Regions from separate parts of the Mus musculus genome. Here region 1 is linked to region 2. The links are chromatin loops, found by intact Hi-C in ENCODE. Cell type or tissue: left cerebral cortex. All regions are shown on one strand. Links, peaks and the distances in the headings refer to the core of each region. The heading gives the core; the rest is flanking DNA.

Region 1 (8,380 bases), core at 210-8,209, 94 kb before region 2:
GGACCTCTCATTGATGACCGACTAGGCCATCCTCTGCTATATATATAGCTAGAGCCACAAGTTCTACCATGTGTTTTCTTTGATTGGTGGTATAGTTCCAAGGAACTCTGGGGGTACTGGTTAGTTCATATTGATGTTCCTCCTATGGGGCTTCAGACCCCTTCAGCTCCCTGGGTACTTTCTCTGGCTCCTTCATTGGGGACCTTTTGCTCCATCCAGACCCTATCTTAAAAAGAGAAAAAAATAATAAAATTGCTGCAAAATAAGTTTCCCACAGGTATAATGGAAGAGAAGTTTTAAAGTGTGACCACTAGCAGGTTAGCTCCTATTCCTTTCTTGGAGCATGACTGATGCCATTAGAGATGCTAAACATGGGTCTTTTCCTGCCAAGTACTGCAGCCTTGCTATCTTAGACCACCACGACCTTGTAAATATCTGAAAATTGATTCCCGGTTCCCACTCCCCTTGTTGATAACCTTGGCATCCTAGAGAAAGATGTGAAAGACAAGCCAGCTGTGGCTCTTGAATAACTTTGTTCATCCAGCCAGCACTCAGAATTACGCTTCCCTCCCTCCTGAGGTTTTGATGACGTCATCACTGTTGGTGACCAGAACAGCAACACTGAGAGTCTTCTAGGACAGGTTTAAGAGCTGTAAGCGGCAGTTCAGTGAGCTTATCATGTGAGCCTTCCTAAAAGAGTACCACTGCTGAGTATTTTTCTGTATTTTGAAATAATAACAGTATGATTTTCTCCGGGAGATTGAGACAATGGTGCACACCCTTTGAAAGCATAGGTCGTCTAGGTTCTTATGTACTTTTGCACCATTAATACACCTTTACCTATTCTTTTCATGACTTTTTTTTTTCATAGCAATCTCCTTTATGTTAAATGTTGATCACGTCAATTCATGCTATGGCCTTAAAAACCCCAATAGTATCTCATGCTGGATATCAGACCTGGATCACGAGACACAAGAAAGCTAGCACCTGCTTCACATTTATAGCTATAATCCATCCTAGACACATTTCCTCAAGCAACCAATAAAATAGAATTTAAATAATCTGAATATATTCCATTTCTTCAAACCTGTTATTCTTAATAATCTTAATCTAATAGTGAAAAGATATTTATTTCTGCACATTGGTCAACTTTTATTTACCTAGGATTCTTCTCTTCTAGGGAAAACAAAAGAATTACCAGGAAAACAAGACAGAGCAGAGAGTGATTTGCTTTTAATATGCCCAAGTGTAAAGAAAAGAGATAAAGTGAGAGAAAGTTCATTGCTCTTGCCACACACTGACAGTGCAAATCAAGATTCAAGAGGTACTCACTGGGAAGCCAAGAGAAGAAAGCACTTTATTTTTTTCAGGAATAAAACATCAGATAGGGGAACATCTCTTTGAAAAACTCAATATGTAGGGGGAGAAATTACACATCACATTGTCCTTATACATGAGCACAGGACATATATTTCAACTGGGCATTAAGTGAGTAGGAGACAGGAATGACAAGCCATTCCTGTCACTGTTGTAAAACCAGAATCACCTGCATTCCAGAACCAGGTGCCCTCCCCACTCCACCTCAGCATCGTTGGCCACATCATCACCAGCCACCAAATGCTGCCCACGTGCATGTACTATATTCCTTTATAAAGCCTGTGGCTTTGCAGTCTGCTCTCTTTCTCCTCCATTCTTGCTCAGAGGCAACATTTGTGTGCCTCCCCCCCCCCAAATCTCCCCAACAAGGTCTGTTACATGGTGTAACCTTGTGGCAATCTTTGGCCCTCTGATCAGAGCACAAATCCTAAAAGCCATTCAGTGATCTGGCTCATAGAAAGTCTACATGAATACATAACGATATCAGAAAAACGTGAGTTTGTCTTCTCAATTCAGAAGGGCTTTGCACAGCTAATCTTTCCTAAATACAACCTGTATGTATTTATCTGTATGTATTCAACATCTCAAATCCTATGCTGCCTGCTACATAGAACAAAGAGAAAAGGGAACATCCCATACACTTGTACTGGGCAAAGTCGGTACCAGTGGATTTCTATTCCATCAAGCAAGAGTGCAGAAGTGTGCTTTTCTTACCAAAGACGTGGTTATGTTTGTTTGCTGTTTGTTTTCTACCTCTAGCGTGTCTTAAGTTTCTTCTAATGTTTTTGGTACGGTGACTTTAGGAACTAAAATAGAAGCACGGAGCACCTTATTGGCTTGCTTACTAACCAAACGTAGCTGCCTACAAGTCAAACATAGAAAAGTCAACAGAGTATGTAGAAAGCAGCAGGTACCATCCACATGAAAAGTAGATGGTTATAACCATCACAAAAAATCTCTATCCCAGAGGCTCATCCAACCCAGAGCTATTTGTCACTATATGATGCCACAAACTTCTCCAGCTACCTACTTAATGAGGTATAGATTTGACCCTATACCATGTCAGCTTTTGCTGAAAGCTTTCCTAACTTATTAAAATGTACTTATCATGGTCAAGTTCACGTGGCTGATGAGAACAAGCACTTTTCTGATCTATATGCTCTTCATTAAAAGTATCCGTTAAACCTCTTCATTATAGGCACATAAATTAGAAGTATATGTGTGTGCGAATGTGTATATGTGTGGGTGTTGATTTTCTACACACACACACAAAAATGCCTGGGTATCTTCTATATATGAGGACTACATTATTTCACTTAATTAGGACTCCAACCCTCTTCACAACAATTTCTGATACTTCATCTTGAAGCCACTGACATTTTAGTTACTGAATAATTCTTGTACATAAACATCGACTCAAGCCACGCTTTGCTATCTGAGGTACTGTGGGGATGGATAGGGACCAGACCACGTGATACAAGATGCAGAGTCATATCTCAGCTCCTGTAATAACTGTCACAGGATAGCAGATGTGAAATGCTAATGTCTATCTCCTTGATGTTTTGCAGACTAGGAAGTCTTCCCACTAATTTATAAACTTGAAGTCATAAGCACTTAGGAAGAAAATTGCAGGTGCAGATTTATCAGGAGTCTCACTAAAAAAGATGACCCTCATTCTTAGCCGTGTCCTTAGCCTTATCTTTATCTTTATCCTTATCCCTACTAAAAAGAGCATCCTTAGTTTTAAGCAACTATGCTTGTTTTGTGTTAAGAACAGTTATCCTTAATCAACCCGAAAATCAAAACTGACGTAAGTCCTTCTCCACTCTTGTATGCAGGATCCAGTTAGAATGTCAGCATCTAGGGATGCTGAAGACAAATGATTATAGTCTTTGAAGGACAATTGCATGACTATCTCCATAAATATCTCAGAGATGTTTATTTCTGATGCTCCAGGTAGAATTTGAGTGGACAGTGCCCAGTGACTATTCTATTCATTTAAAAAGATAATAACAGACTGAAAAATAATCTCACACAAAAGGAGTTAGAAAGAAGGACATGTGTCCTGTCCAATTTCTTTCCTGGGCTCTAAGATCTTAGGAAAGAATGAGATCTTCATGAGGAACGGGTTAATGTTATTGCATTGGCACATTTCTTTTACAGAAGGCAAAGCACACATTTTCAAACATACACGTCCACAGAATTTATTCAGGCACATAGGACTTCTTCAAAGGTTTAAAGGCATGACCCGATCAATACATTCATTTGAAATCTGAGACCTGAAGTCTGCAGTCAAAATTTATGAGCATTTTATGCCTTCTTCCCCTAAAATTTCCAGCAGGCTGTTACAGTCTGATGTCCGTGGGAGGTTTCCAACTCGGCTGCAAACTCAAGTCACATTTATAGCAATGTATTTCTGTAGACCATCTATCTTTTGGAATCCTTCAAGCCTCTGCAATAGGAACCCTTGGCAAGAAAAGATTCTTCCTATATCAACTGATCATGTCTGTGTCCAAGCATCTACCTATATCAATTGATCACATTTAACATCAGTTTAAAAATGACTGTAATGATGATGAATGTAATAAACAATGATGATCTTTTCAACTTCAGAATACCATACTCAATAGCTGCGAAAATGTCTCCGAGGGAAAGCACTTGCCATGGGGATGTGAGGACCACAGTTTGGATCCCCAGAATCCACATATAAAGGCAGATAAACATGGAGGTTCAGCTTTAGTTCCAGACCTCGGGAGGCAGAGACAGGGAACCCCTGGAACATTCAGAGATTACCTCTATTGCTAAAACTGGTAACTTTATATGCCCCAGTACAGGGGAACGCCAGGGCCAAGAAGTGCGAGTGGGTGGGTAGGGGAGCAGGGTCGGGGGAGGGTATAGGAACTTTCGGGATAGCATTTGAAATGTATATAAAGAAATTATCTAATAAAAATAAATACATACATACATACATACATACATACATACATACATAAAAAGAAAAATGGTAAGCTCCCATCTTGATCCATAAGGTGGGAGATAGGTTGAGGATGACACCTGATGTCAACCTTGGACCTCCACCTGTACATGCATATGCACACATATCCACACATATGCACACACCCCACACCTGTGCCCCACATATTTAAGCACACATACACATGTGAAACATAATACTATAAACAAAGCAATGACACATATTTTCCTTAACCTGATTCATAAGGCCCATCAGGGTCCATAATATCACAAACATCTTTATTATTTTTTTAGCACAATAATCTTCTTACAATATTTTGTAATGTTTTTTAAAAAATAGTTTCTGTTGTCAAACTATAAGTGTAAAGGTAGCTTAGAGGTTCTTTCTTGATATGCTAAATAGAATGAATTGCTTAAGAATAAATAATCAATAAATGTACTTATTGTAGACTTGCTATGTACAATGCATGGGAAAAACCTGAAAAGAATTTCAGAGATTCTGTCTGTACTAAAAATATCTCATTTACCTGGGACAATAGCATGAGAGAATTAAATTTATAATACTGCTCAAGAATATATACTTCTGGGGCTAAAGAGATGACTCAGTGGTTAAGAGCTCAATTCCTAGCACCTACATGGCAGCTTATAACTGTGCTCTAAGAGCAGCTAGTTTGGTGTTTTGTTTTGTTTTAACAAAATCTCAATCATTCAATTTTACCAATGAGGACTCTGGAGCTAGATGCTGAGGTGAAAGCCTACTAGCACAGAAAGGCAGAGAAAGCACCCAGCTGACCTTGCTCATCAGCCAGCATCCCACTAGGGATGTCTCTCACCAGTCTCAAAAAAAAAAAAAAAAAAAAAAAAAAAAAACTCCTTCAAACCAAATATCCCTCCCTTCTACTTCCTGTGCATCTCTCTATTCGTCCTCCTGACTCCCTCTTATTCTCTATGGTTTTATCTTAATCCTATGTCCACTTCCTGTCAGCTGGTTGCTTGCTCCGCCCCTTGACCCCCCCTCACTGTATTTAATTCTGCTTACAATATTCAAGCAGAAAACTCTCAGATTAAAGGTGTGTGCTAAGGCTGAGCTACACCACAATTAAAAACTGGTTTCTCCAGTAACTAACATAATAACAAGGTTCACAGTGTGATCAAATATCCTTCAACAAGCACCCAAGGTAATTTTGCATCTCTCTTCCCAGATGCTACTCCTGGGGCTGTGGAATTAAATTAAACCAGTTAGGGCCTTTCAACTAGATCTTATAGACCTGTGGGACTCAAAAGTCTGTGGTCTATAGGACCAACAGCAATACATCACCTGGAAGCTGATTAGAAATGCAAACATCTCTGGCCCCAACAAACACCTATGAGTGTGAACCTCCACTATTACCAAGTCACAAGATCATTCATGTATCTACCATACTTGGGACAGTATGAAAATAATGCAGGGGCTAATGTTGGGAGAATAAGATGAAGTTAGAGTCATAAACAGAGTCTGAGCGATTAAAGACCTTTAAAGTTCAATTGAAGTTATTTTTGTTTGCAGTAGTCAAGTGAATCTAGAACTAGAAAGAAAAAAATGGCTGGGTACAAAAGCACTAATTAGAAAAATACAACCTGGAGACATCACACACTTATTTTGGGAGTTGTTTAGGCAAGTTCTGTTCTCCTAAAAGGAAAACTTACTAAAAAAAGCAACATGCTGTGTGTGAAATGAACATGCCAGAGCAAACTGTGCACATCCTACTTACTGAGGAAGGGTTCAAGGGACGGAGGGAAATCTCAGTATCTCCCTTCTTTATGGGTGAAGATGGACAGGAGAGGCTCCTAACTGCCCTTGTTAGCATCTTGATCGGCAGTGCTGCTAAAATCCCTGCCCTGAGGAAGACCAAATAGCACCTACCCCTTTCCCTGAGGTCCCCACAACAAACTGAGGCATTATCCCACCAGATTCACTCTGGGAGAACCAGTGAATTCATTTGGGCTTCCTTATAGACCCTAGGTAACATGACACTCCTCCCCTAATTAGCTGCACATGAAAAGGCTTACCAACCCAAGAAAAGAGCTTCCCCATAGATGGCTTAGTCAGGGTTTCTATTCCTACACATAACATCATGACCAAGAAACAAATTGGGGAGTAAGGTGTTTATTCAGCTTATACTTCCACATTGCTATTCATCACCAAAGGAAGTTAGGACTGGAACTCAAACAGGTCAGGAAGCGGGAGCTGATACAGAGGCCATGAAGGGATGTAAGTTACTTAATGGCTTGCTTCCCCTGGCTTGCTCAGCTTGCTTTCTTATAGAACCCAAGACTACCAGCCCAGGGATCGCACCACCCACAATGGGCCCTCCCACCCTTGATCACTAATTGAGAAAATGCCTTACAGTTGGATCTCATGGAGGCATTTCCTTAAGGGAGGTTCCTCTCTCTGTGATAACTCCAGCTTGTGTCAAGTTGACACACAAAACCTCTCCTCGGTCTTCGCTGGCCTCTCTGTATTACATCCTCTCACTTGTATCTCTAAGAGAAAACCGTGGTAGATAATTCCTTTGTGGTACCAGGGCAAATCTTGGCACCTCTGTTGGAGAAGTAAATTCTAAGTAAGCCATGTCCTGCTGCATACAAGTTAAGAAAATAGAAAACTGTCCTCTGCCACAGATCTAGCACCAGGGTCCTAGAAACCTGAAAGAACACACATACAAACAGAAAGGCTAGCATCAAGTGAGTCATGTGCTCTGATAGAGATGTGCTGGTGGCAGTCCAGAAACTCAGCACACTTATTGTGTATATCTGAAGGGAAGCAGGGGGTTGAACTCATATCAATGGGAGGGCTCTGACAGGGAGCAGTCTCCCTGTAAACACAGGGGAGGAGGAAACTAGGGTTGATACTTTCTGTAAACACTGTCAACACACAGAGCAGGGTAAGGCTTTGCCATCCCCATTGGGTCTGAGGCATTGGGTTTCTTGAGATGCTGGTGGCCATATCAACAATACATATTCAATTAGGACTTCATCCCTACAGTCCAGAGCTTGTTGGGTAGGTATTACTGTTATACCAAAGAACAGCAGCAGCAATAACAACAACAACAACAACAACAAAAACCAACTAAACAAACAAACAAAAACCCACCAAAACACCAAAGATGTCATTTTAATTAGGCTCAGAAATGATGGGAATATAAAACATTAACTTTGATCCTCTCTCAGGCACACTCAATTGAACCTAAATGTTATGTTTCTTAACACTAAGAGCAAAATGAAATAAAAATCAAGAAAAGCAAAGATCTGTGCCTAAGTTATAAGACCACTACTCACGCCATTGAGATCAGAGTTAAACTAAGACTTGCTTTAAAGCGATGGATAATGAAGTTGATTTCAGAAATTATGTCTCTGTGCTCAAAGTGAAATACTGAATTGGAAATATCTAATAGGAACTTGGATTTTACATAAACACACACACAGGAAAGGAAGCCTACTGTCCTTGTTAGGATCTTACTCTGTCAGTAAATTATATATATATATATTTTTTTTTACATTATATTATATATATATAATTTACATCATTTCCACACTTCCTACCCACTTAATAAAACTCCTCCAGTTCCCCCCTACTCCCTCAAAATTATGACTTCTTCTATTATTAATAGTAGTATTGATCATCATCATAGTAATAGTAGCAATAATAATAGGGTATCTATAAATACAACCCGCTGAGTCCATTTAGTATTGCTCATATGCACATGCTGACCTTGGGATTGGATAACCTACCAAGGAGGTCATTGCTGGAAAAGACCGAATCTCCATTTCTTGGTAACCACTAATTGCCTGTAGCTCTTAATCTAGTGATGGAGCCTCTGGAAACTCCTCCCCCACCCCACCCACATTGGCATGTTTACTATAAGATAGTTTCTTTTATTCTTTTTGTTTTTTTTTTTTTTAGGAAGCATGATTAGTTTCACTATAGACAAGGAAGTCTTTCTCTCCTTGGAAGTTGGTGGGAGTCCTAAGCATGAGCTCCTCCAGAGGA
Region 2 (8,380 bases), core at 256-8,255:
TTTTTAACTTTTCTATCTATTTAGTATTACAAGTATTAAAAGGGATTCTACCTACAAAAACACTTTTTGTTTAAACCATTTTGTGTCAGAGAATAATAATACATTGTGAATATCTCATAAATCTAAAAAATTAATACCCCCAAATGGTTCTAATATTCTATGCTGGTTTGAATAGGTTTGGCCTCCATAGTCTCACATGTGTGAATGCTTGGCCCATGGGGACTGGTACAATTAGGAGGTATGGCTTTGTTGGAGTAGATGTGTCACTGTGGGGGTGGGCTTTAAAGTCTCCTAGTGCTCAAACTTTGCCTAAATGGAAGAGACCCTTTCCTGGCTATCTGCATAAGACAGTCTTTTCTACCTGCCTTTAGATCAAGATGTAGAACTCTTGGCTCTCAGCACCAAGTCTGTCTGTAGGATGCCATATATCCCACCATGATGATAATGGACTGAACCTCTGAAACTGTAAGTCAGCCCCCCCCCCACCATAAGTTTGCTTTTGAAGAGTCATGGTGTATCGTCACAGCAATAATACTCTAAGACATATTCTGTGTTTGGGATAGTTCTATTTCCTGTTAAACATAAAATACCAACTCAATTGTCACGTTAGAGAAGAGGAACTTTGTCATTTATAAATGATAATAACATTTTAACACTCGATGTCATTTAAAATAATTCCACAGTATTATTTTATATTTTCTGTTTGTGATTCTCTCTTTTTTATTTCTCTCTGTGACATCAGTCAGAAAATTATAAAGTTTACTTGTATTACAATCTCCCATTTAAGAACATTTATATCCTCTGAGGTCTTTAATATTATTTGTTACATCAAACAATCTCATTACCCAGAAATAATAACTAATAACTTTTCAAGTTAAAGTGATATTGCTCAGGCTTCCATATTGTCTAATAATTTTACTTTATAAGAATAACATACACACCTTTTTACATTATTTTAATATAACATTTTTATTAATTCTTTGAGAATTTGATATGTTGTATTTTGATCATATGCACTCTTCAACTCCCTCTAACTTCTGCCAGATGCACCCATTACCTCCTTCCAAATTTGTGTCTTATTTATTTTTATTTATAACCTACTGGGCTCAATTTGTGCTACCCTTATACTCGTGGGAATGAAGCTATCAGCTGGGGCATGGTCAACCTACCAGGGGTCACCCCTTAAAAATAACTGACTGTCCCTTTCCTAGAAGCAATCTACTAGCACTAAGGATGTTTGAAAAGCCTTATGAAAACCTACTGCTTTCTAAAGTACACATACATATATATATATATGTGTGTGTGTGTGTGTGTGTGTGTGTGTGTGTGTGTGTGTATGTATATGTATATATATATATATATTTATATAAGACAGCATAATTGAAGTTTTTCCATGTGGGGGATAATGATGCTCCAAGAGACCACGAGTTTCCAGTACTAGTTATGACCTCCTTCCCTCTGGTTGTTGATCAAGGTGTCCTAAAGTCCTCCAAAACAATCCAGGCTTGTAACCAGTGCTCTAAATTCCTCCCCAGACCTTGATGGTAGCACTCTATTGCTGAAAACTACACACACTCTGGCCACATAAAAAAGAATCCAGTTGGTAAAAACTAAGAAGCTCCTCCCTGATGACTAGCTTTCACAGCACTGGCAAGTGCTGCAGAGCCAGCTCCAGGGATAAAATTGTTAAGCATCTTGCCCAGCTCTGAATCCTTCTACATTAACAATTGTTACTTCAAAGGAGTCTCTGATTCATATCTTAAAGTAGCATTGATTACCATCACTGTGTTACTCAATGCAACCCAGAGCCTAAATCATTTTAGGGAATAGGATAGGCCACATGCCAAAAGATCAGTTATGCTAGACAATATGAGAAAAGAGGGATCAATAATTCCTTAATCTACTTTATTTTAAAAATAATTTATAGCTGCATTTGCCTCATCTTTTGGTATCATGAGATATAATCTTAGCAACAGCCACCCTGTTGTGTTTGATTGCTAATAGGAAAGGCTGGAATAGATGTAGTTACAATCACCGGTATAGAAGTTTTAGCAGCCCAAACCCATGGTGTAAAACCACCATGTCTTCCAAATATAGTTCTCATCATTTTAATTCGAGCTCCATTTACCAACCTGGGAATGACTAGAAGACATTCTACAAATGTAGCATAATTTAGTTAGGCTTTGAGTCAAAAGCCATTAATGCTTATAAGTGTAAGTTGATACCTGTATTATTCAATATGTATTTTGACTCATTTTTTTTCTGAACAATGTGGACAAATGAATCACTTGTCAGTTCTACATCAGATTGAATATGTCTCTAGAGACATCATTAGAAGGTAACAACTGCCGGCCAACGGCATGAAATACTTCTTTGCATGAGCTACAATTTACTCAATGAAATATTTCTTTCAGGCCAGTTCATCTTGAATGCATTTTAGTTTTTGAGTAATTACCAACATTCGTCTTTAAAAGTTACTCCTTGGGGCCTAGGTGTATGTAGATCATATACAGAAAAGCTTATTTCATCTTAACAACCCCTCAGAGCTTTAGATTCTGTACTATTTAGACAAGAAGGCTAATACTATCTCTAACTCTATGAGAGGCAAAGGAAAGCAGTGGATGAAATGGCACTGAGTGGTACTGCAGTTGGGCAAGTGGCTTTGACAGTGAGTGGTGATCACCATGATGGGGCTTCTAATTCTGCATTATATTTCTTGAAGTATTCTCAGGGAAATATTTTATGGAGAGCTGAACTTAGAGAGGTGCCAGAGTAAACCTGCCTAGGGACTCATCATCAGTCCAGAGGCAGATAGTACAAGCAGGAGGAGATCATCTAGCTTTTGATCAGATGGATGGGTGAACTACAATTTTCACATTCTCTGTTCTCTCTTAATTTGATAGCACATGACTCCATAGTCTAAGAAATGTATTGTCGTTTTTAAAAAGATGCTCTGATGAAACACTTGGATCTTTTCTGATGTGATGAAACAAAATAGAAGAAAATGGAAGTCATGAATAAAAACAAAAATTGGGTTATTTCCAAGTTTTCCATGCATTGGAATATTTGATCTGGTGTGTGTGTGTGTGTGTGTGTGTGTGTGTGTGTGTGTGTGTACACGTATGTATGTACGTATATCTAGAATAGAAGTTAGAATCACTATGTTGTTCATTATGAAGACTCAGGGAGTTTATTACAATGGTCATTTCTCCTAATCTATCATTTGAGGAAGGTGGGTAAGGTACTTCTTTTCAGTTCTAGGATGAACACCACTGAACTCCAAGTGTCGCAAATACAGCTGAACATTCACACTCTTCATCTTCAAGTGAGTCCTTCTTGCTACTCCGTAATCCTTATATGCCTATCTTGGCACATTTGTCATAGTGATTCCTCAATTCCGGGTCCTACTTAACCATCCACATCAGGTATATGTGAATTCACACTCTGACATAGGCACAGGCCTAGCCCTAGAGTTTGGTTTGTTAGGAGTCCGCAGTACAATGGTGAGACCTCTCAAAGCAGTCTTGGCAGAGTTAGCTCCTGCACAGTCATAATGAGCAATGACTGAGATTCAAGGGTTTTTCTACATATTGATTCAACCATTATTTTTCCCACGTGCATTTGTTAGAAGGCAAAGTTGGAGAATTGCATCAAATCTTTAAAAATCAGATCGTGTGCCCACTATATTAATTACATGGTCCAGCCTTACTTTGTCCTTCTAAGAAATTGCTAAATGACCTACTGTTGCCATTAAAAGTTTGGTCCTGACAGTAGAGAGTGAAACCAGGAGACTATGTTAAAATTAGAATAAGCTTTAAAAGGAATCACACATCTGACCAAGGTGGTAAAATTAGCTAAAATATCTGCCAAAGAAAAATGGGAAGTTCTAAGGCACCAGATGTCTCTGTGGGCTCCAGATTTGGAGTTCTCTCTTGCCTTTGAAAGCTTCTTTCAGAAGTATTGAGCCTTATAATGCATGTGGCTTAGCATATGGGCTGTTATTTTGCACTTCTCTACTCTGAGTCTGCCTTCTCAATCAGGATCTCAGCAACTTTTCTAAGCTCAGTGATTATCTGGGGGTATGAGGTTTTCAAGAGAATTAAGCAAAAGTTGTGTGTGTGTGTGTGTGTGTGTGTGTGTGTGTCAATGAGATGTAGTATTTCTATCTTCATTTACATTTCCTTATAAAGACTCAGCACAAAACGATTCAGAGTACATTCTTCCTTTTTAAGAAAGTCTTTTATGCTACCATTGGTAAGCTTGATCTTCTTGTGCAATTCCTAACAATGGGAAGAGGACTCTTTTGCCAGGTTTTGGGACCCTTTTCTTCATTCTGGGTTGCCTCCTCCATCCTTAATAGAAGGGGAGGTGACTAGTGTTGCTGCAACTTGATATGCCATATTTGGTTGCTATCCATGGGAGGCCTGCCCTTTTCTGAAAAGAAATGGAGGAGAGTTTTATTGGGAGGGGAGGTGGGGGTTAGAAACTGGGAGAAGAGGAGGGAGGGGAAACTACACTCAGGATGAAAACTGATGGTAGTGGTGATGATGATGATATGATGAAAGTCTTTTACAATCTGGGCAGTGGTGATGCACAGTTTAAGTCCAGCAGTCGGGAAGCAGAGGAAGGAGGATCTCTGTGAGTCTGAGGCTAGCCTGGTCTATAGAGCAAGTTCCAGGACAACCAAGGATATACAGAGATAACCTGTGTCAAAAAGAAAGTCTTTTATATTTTTTTTTGCTCAAAGTGGAGTAGTAGATACAAGCAGTCTCCTCATATCAAAAGTCTTCATTTTTATTTTTTTTCATAAAGGGCAATTTAAATGGCTAATACTAGAGGCACGTGTTTCTCTTCAACAACAGCAATTTGCTAGTCCAATGATGGCATAAGAAGGGATAATTAAAATAACAAAGAAAAGATCTATAATATAAAAGAATGAGTTGCCTAATTTCAAAACAGATATTTTCATTTTGATTTCATTTTTCTTTAAGGATTGTCCAAATATTTCACGCTATGGTCTAGAAAAATAAATTACTGTGGTGGTAAAATACTGACCAGCAAATATTACTTGATGCCCTGAATGTGAAGAGCTTGCTAGTTTACTCATTTTTTTTCAACATTTCAAAGGTTATGTATGTAAAGAAAGGCTAAATAGATGCTTTCATACCTCTTGATAAATGAGTAATAAGAAACATCTTTTTCTTATTACTTCGTTATGTGTCTGAAGAAATCCGTTATACAAACTCAATTTCAAGCTCTTTGGGGGCGGTGCTATACAGATGGCTCGTTCATTTAGAGCATTTGCTGCCCTATTAGAAGCCCCAGGTTCCGTTCCCAACACCCACGTGGCAGATCACAATTGTCCTAAGTTCACTTCTTAGAGATCTGACACCCTCTCCTGGCTTTGTGGTTGCTGAGCCTGCATTACGTCACTGAATCTCTCCCTTTCTTCCCTCCAGCCCCTCAAGCATGCTCTCCAACCCTTCTTATGTTCACCTACCAACTCTCAAGCTGATTGCTTCTTTTTCACTGATATAAATGCATATATGTACGTGTGCAAATACATGCATATATGTATGTGCAAATACATATACATAACCTGCTGAGTTTGTGTGTGTGTGTGTGTGTGTGTATTTATGGTTTGGGGGCTCACAATTTAGGATTGGGACAACCAAAAAGGGAATTCTCTGTCTAGGGTCATGATCTTGTGAAATTCTCCTCTGTCTGCATTAAACTGCCATTTTTCTGATCCTTTTTCTACAGCCATTTCTCGAAGAGACCATTTCACTACAGAAGTCCTGGTATTCTGGCTTTTACAATGTTTCAACTTCCCATTCCTCTGTGTTACCTGAACTGAAGATATCTGATTCACTGTGGCTGCTCTGCCCACTGTCTGTTAATCTGTGTTCAGTTGTGGTTTTCTGTGATGGTCTCCATCAGCTGTAAATAGAGGTGTCTTTGATGTGGGTGGTAACTGTACTTACCAGGAAAGGTAGCTCATATACAAACAGCTTTCCAGAGCTATGGGGCTGGAGCTAGGCTTTTTGGTTTTGTAGGTGGTACTGAGTTGGGGTAAGGAGGTGGGGGAAAGATGACTTACACAGGAAAGATGACTCACACACAAACACACAAACAAACAAAAATCAAGTCTATAGTTTTAACAAGCTCTGCCTCCTTTATTAAAAAAAATTGCTTTTTAATAAACACATTAAAATAATGCTTTAACAATGGTGACAGATGTTTTTGAAAATGAACTTCCATAATGAAAAATCAATTCTGGAAAATGTCTTACCCACATATATGTGTGTATATGACTAAACATTCCTGGAAAAGGTAGAAAAGCCACAAGAATGTTTAACAGTGAAGAAGAAAACACACTCCATATCACTAACCATTCCCAGCAGAGGCTTGTGGTTCCAGAAACTAGAGGAGATAAAAGGGGATTATCTTTCACTTTAATCTTATACACAGAAGAAGCAGCCATAGGGGACAGAAAGATGCCAAAGGCCTATTATAAGCCTAGGTCCTCTTAGGCTTAAAACTTAAAAGCAACAAAGAAAACACGGAATACAAAGGTTGTTGATCATATGTGACATGGTATGACACAGCAAAGGAGAATGCAGGGACACCTGCCTCTCTGAGTGACTGTAATCATGAGGATTCCTGACCGGATCAACGGACAAAGGGAGACCCACATTCTAAAGACCCCCACTGCTGACTCACACAAGACTGAGAGAGATATCACAGAAGCCATGGCCTGGAAAATTGGCAAATATAAGCACAGGGCAGCTCGCTAATGTGCTTTCATGATAGCAAAATGGTGGTGCTGGGGGGAGGGAGGAGTGGGGAGGGGTGGGTCAGCATGCTGGGCCTCTGGTGCTGGCTCCTGCACTGTCTTTCCCATGGTAGCAATTCTATGCTTTGCCAATCATGTTTTCGTGATTGCCAATATGCTCTGTAGGGGTTCGGGAGTGGAAGGACTATACTACCTTATTCTTGCCAACAAGTCTCAAAGGAAACTCTCAGACTCTGCTGGGAGAGATTTGTCTTCCTGACCTAGGAAAGTCCTTTTCTCTTGTCCATCCTCTAAGTCAAGCAAGATGGCACCAGGCCACAGTGTTCCTATGGCGACTGTCCTGTAGTCCAGGTCTCACATACCAATAATCTGAAGGCGGCAAAATAGAGCACGGAGTTCTGGCTCCTTGAAATGCTTCAAGCTCAGACCCTCCCACTCCCAGACAGACCGCTTCGGGAAATAAGGACGTTTTTAAAAGCAGGGGGGAAAAACAAGCTTTTTCCTTTCCTTTTACATAATCCTTTATTAATTCTTGGGAAAACATCATGCAATGCATTTCGATCATATTCATCTCCTTCTTGCAGTTTCTCCTAGGTCTGTGTTCTTCATCTTGATTCCCCTTACTCATCCAATATTGATTTTGAATTTCCTTCCTTTTTTTTGTCTTGTGTTTCTTTTTTATTTATTTATTTATTTATTTATTTATTGGCTTTTTTATTGGATATTTTCCTTATTTACATAGCAAATATTTTCCCCTTTCCAGATCTACCCTTCGGAAACCCCTTATCATATCTCCCTCTCCTCCTGCTTCTATGAGGGCGCTCCTCCACCCACCCAGCCACTCCCCCTCTTCCCACCTTGGCATTCCCCTGGGGTGTCGAACACCCTCAGGTTCAAGGGCCTCTTCTCCCACTGATGTCCAACAAGGCCATCCTCTGCCACATATGCATCCAGAGCCATGGGTCCCTCCAACTGTACTCTTTGGTTGATGGTCCAGTCCCCGGGAGCTCCTGAAGGTCTGGCTTGTTGACACTTTTGCTCCCTCCACAGGGCTGCAAACCCCCTCAGCTCCTTCAGTCCCTTCCCCAGTTCTTCTATCAGGGATCCTGTGCTCTCCAATGCTTGGCTGCAAGCATCTGTCTCTGAATTTGTCAGGCTCTGGCAGAGCCTCTCAGGAGACAGACATATCCTGCTCCTGTCAGCAAGCACTTCCTGGCATCCACAACAGCATCTGGGTTTGGTGTCTGTATATGGGATGGATCCCCAGGTGGGGAAGTATCTTGGAAACCCATTGAGTCCGAATACTCTTGGAAAAGGAGTCTACCGTTACACATATATGTAATCAATTCTCTAAGAACCTCACATGCAAATATTTTTATCGGACTCCCCACCACAACACAACACTCCTCCCCCTAACTCCTCACAGATTCAGCCCCATCCAGCCTTCATTTCTCCCTCACAGCTTCAAGTCCTTTGTTTATTATGATCCACTGAATGCAACTCTTGCTGACCCTAGAGCCATCTACTGGAACATGGACGATCTACCAAGGACCATGCCCCTTTAAAAAAAATTGACTCTTATTC

What was found. Hi-C counts contacts between places; a loop is a spot of excess contacts. Peaks named below come from ENCODE experiments on the same cell type or tissue, not always from the same donor. Only the 100,000 strongest peaks of a DNase experiment are listed, where the experiment ranks them.
Region 1: a loop joins it to region 2, with 3 times the contacts of the local background. A loop is called at or near these places in 3 of 42 quality-filtered maps.

Annotation. Positions count from the first base shown.
Region 1 is chr10:110,465,893-110,474,272 of GRCm38, forward strand. No RefSeq gene overlaps it. Among named protein-coding and RNA genes, the nearest start is that of 9230102K24Rik, 130 kb to the right of the region's middle. In left cerebral cortex, for the core only: no CTCF peak of the experiment used is centred there; DNase peaks (open chromatin) are centred at 2,937 and 3,741; H3K27ac peaks cover 1,092 bases.
Region 2 is chr10:110,559,760-110,568,139 of GRCm38, forward strand. No RefSeq gene overlaps it. Among named protein-coding and RNA genes, the nearest start is that of 9230102K24Rik, 37 kb to the right of the region's middle. In left cerebral cortex, for the core only: no CTCF peak of the experiment used is centred there; DNase peaks (open chromatin) are centred at 3,552, 3,959, 7,158 and 7,956; H3K27ac peaks cover 1,269 bases.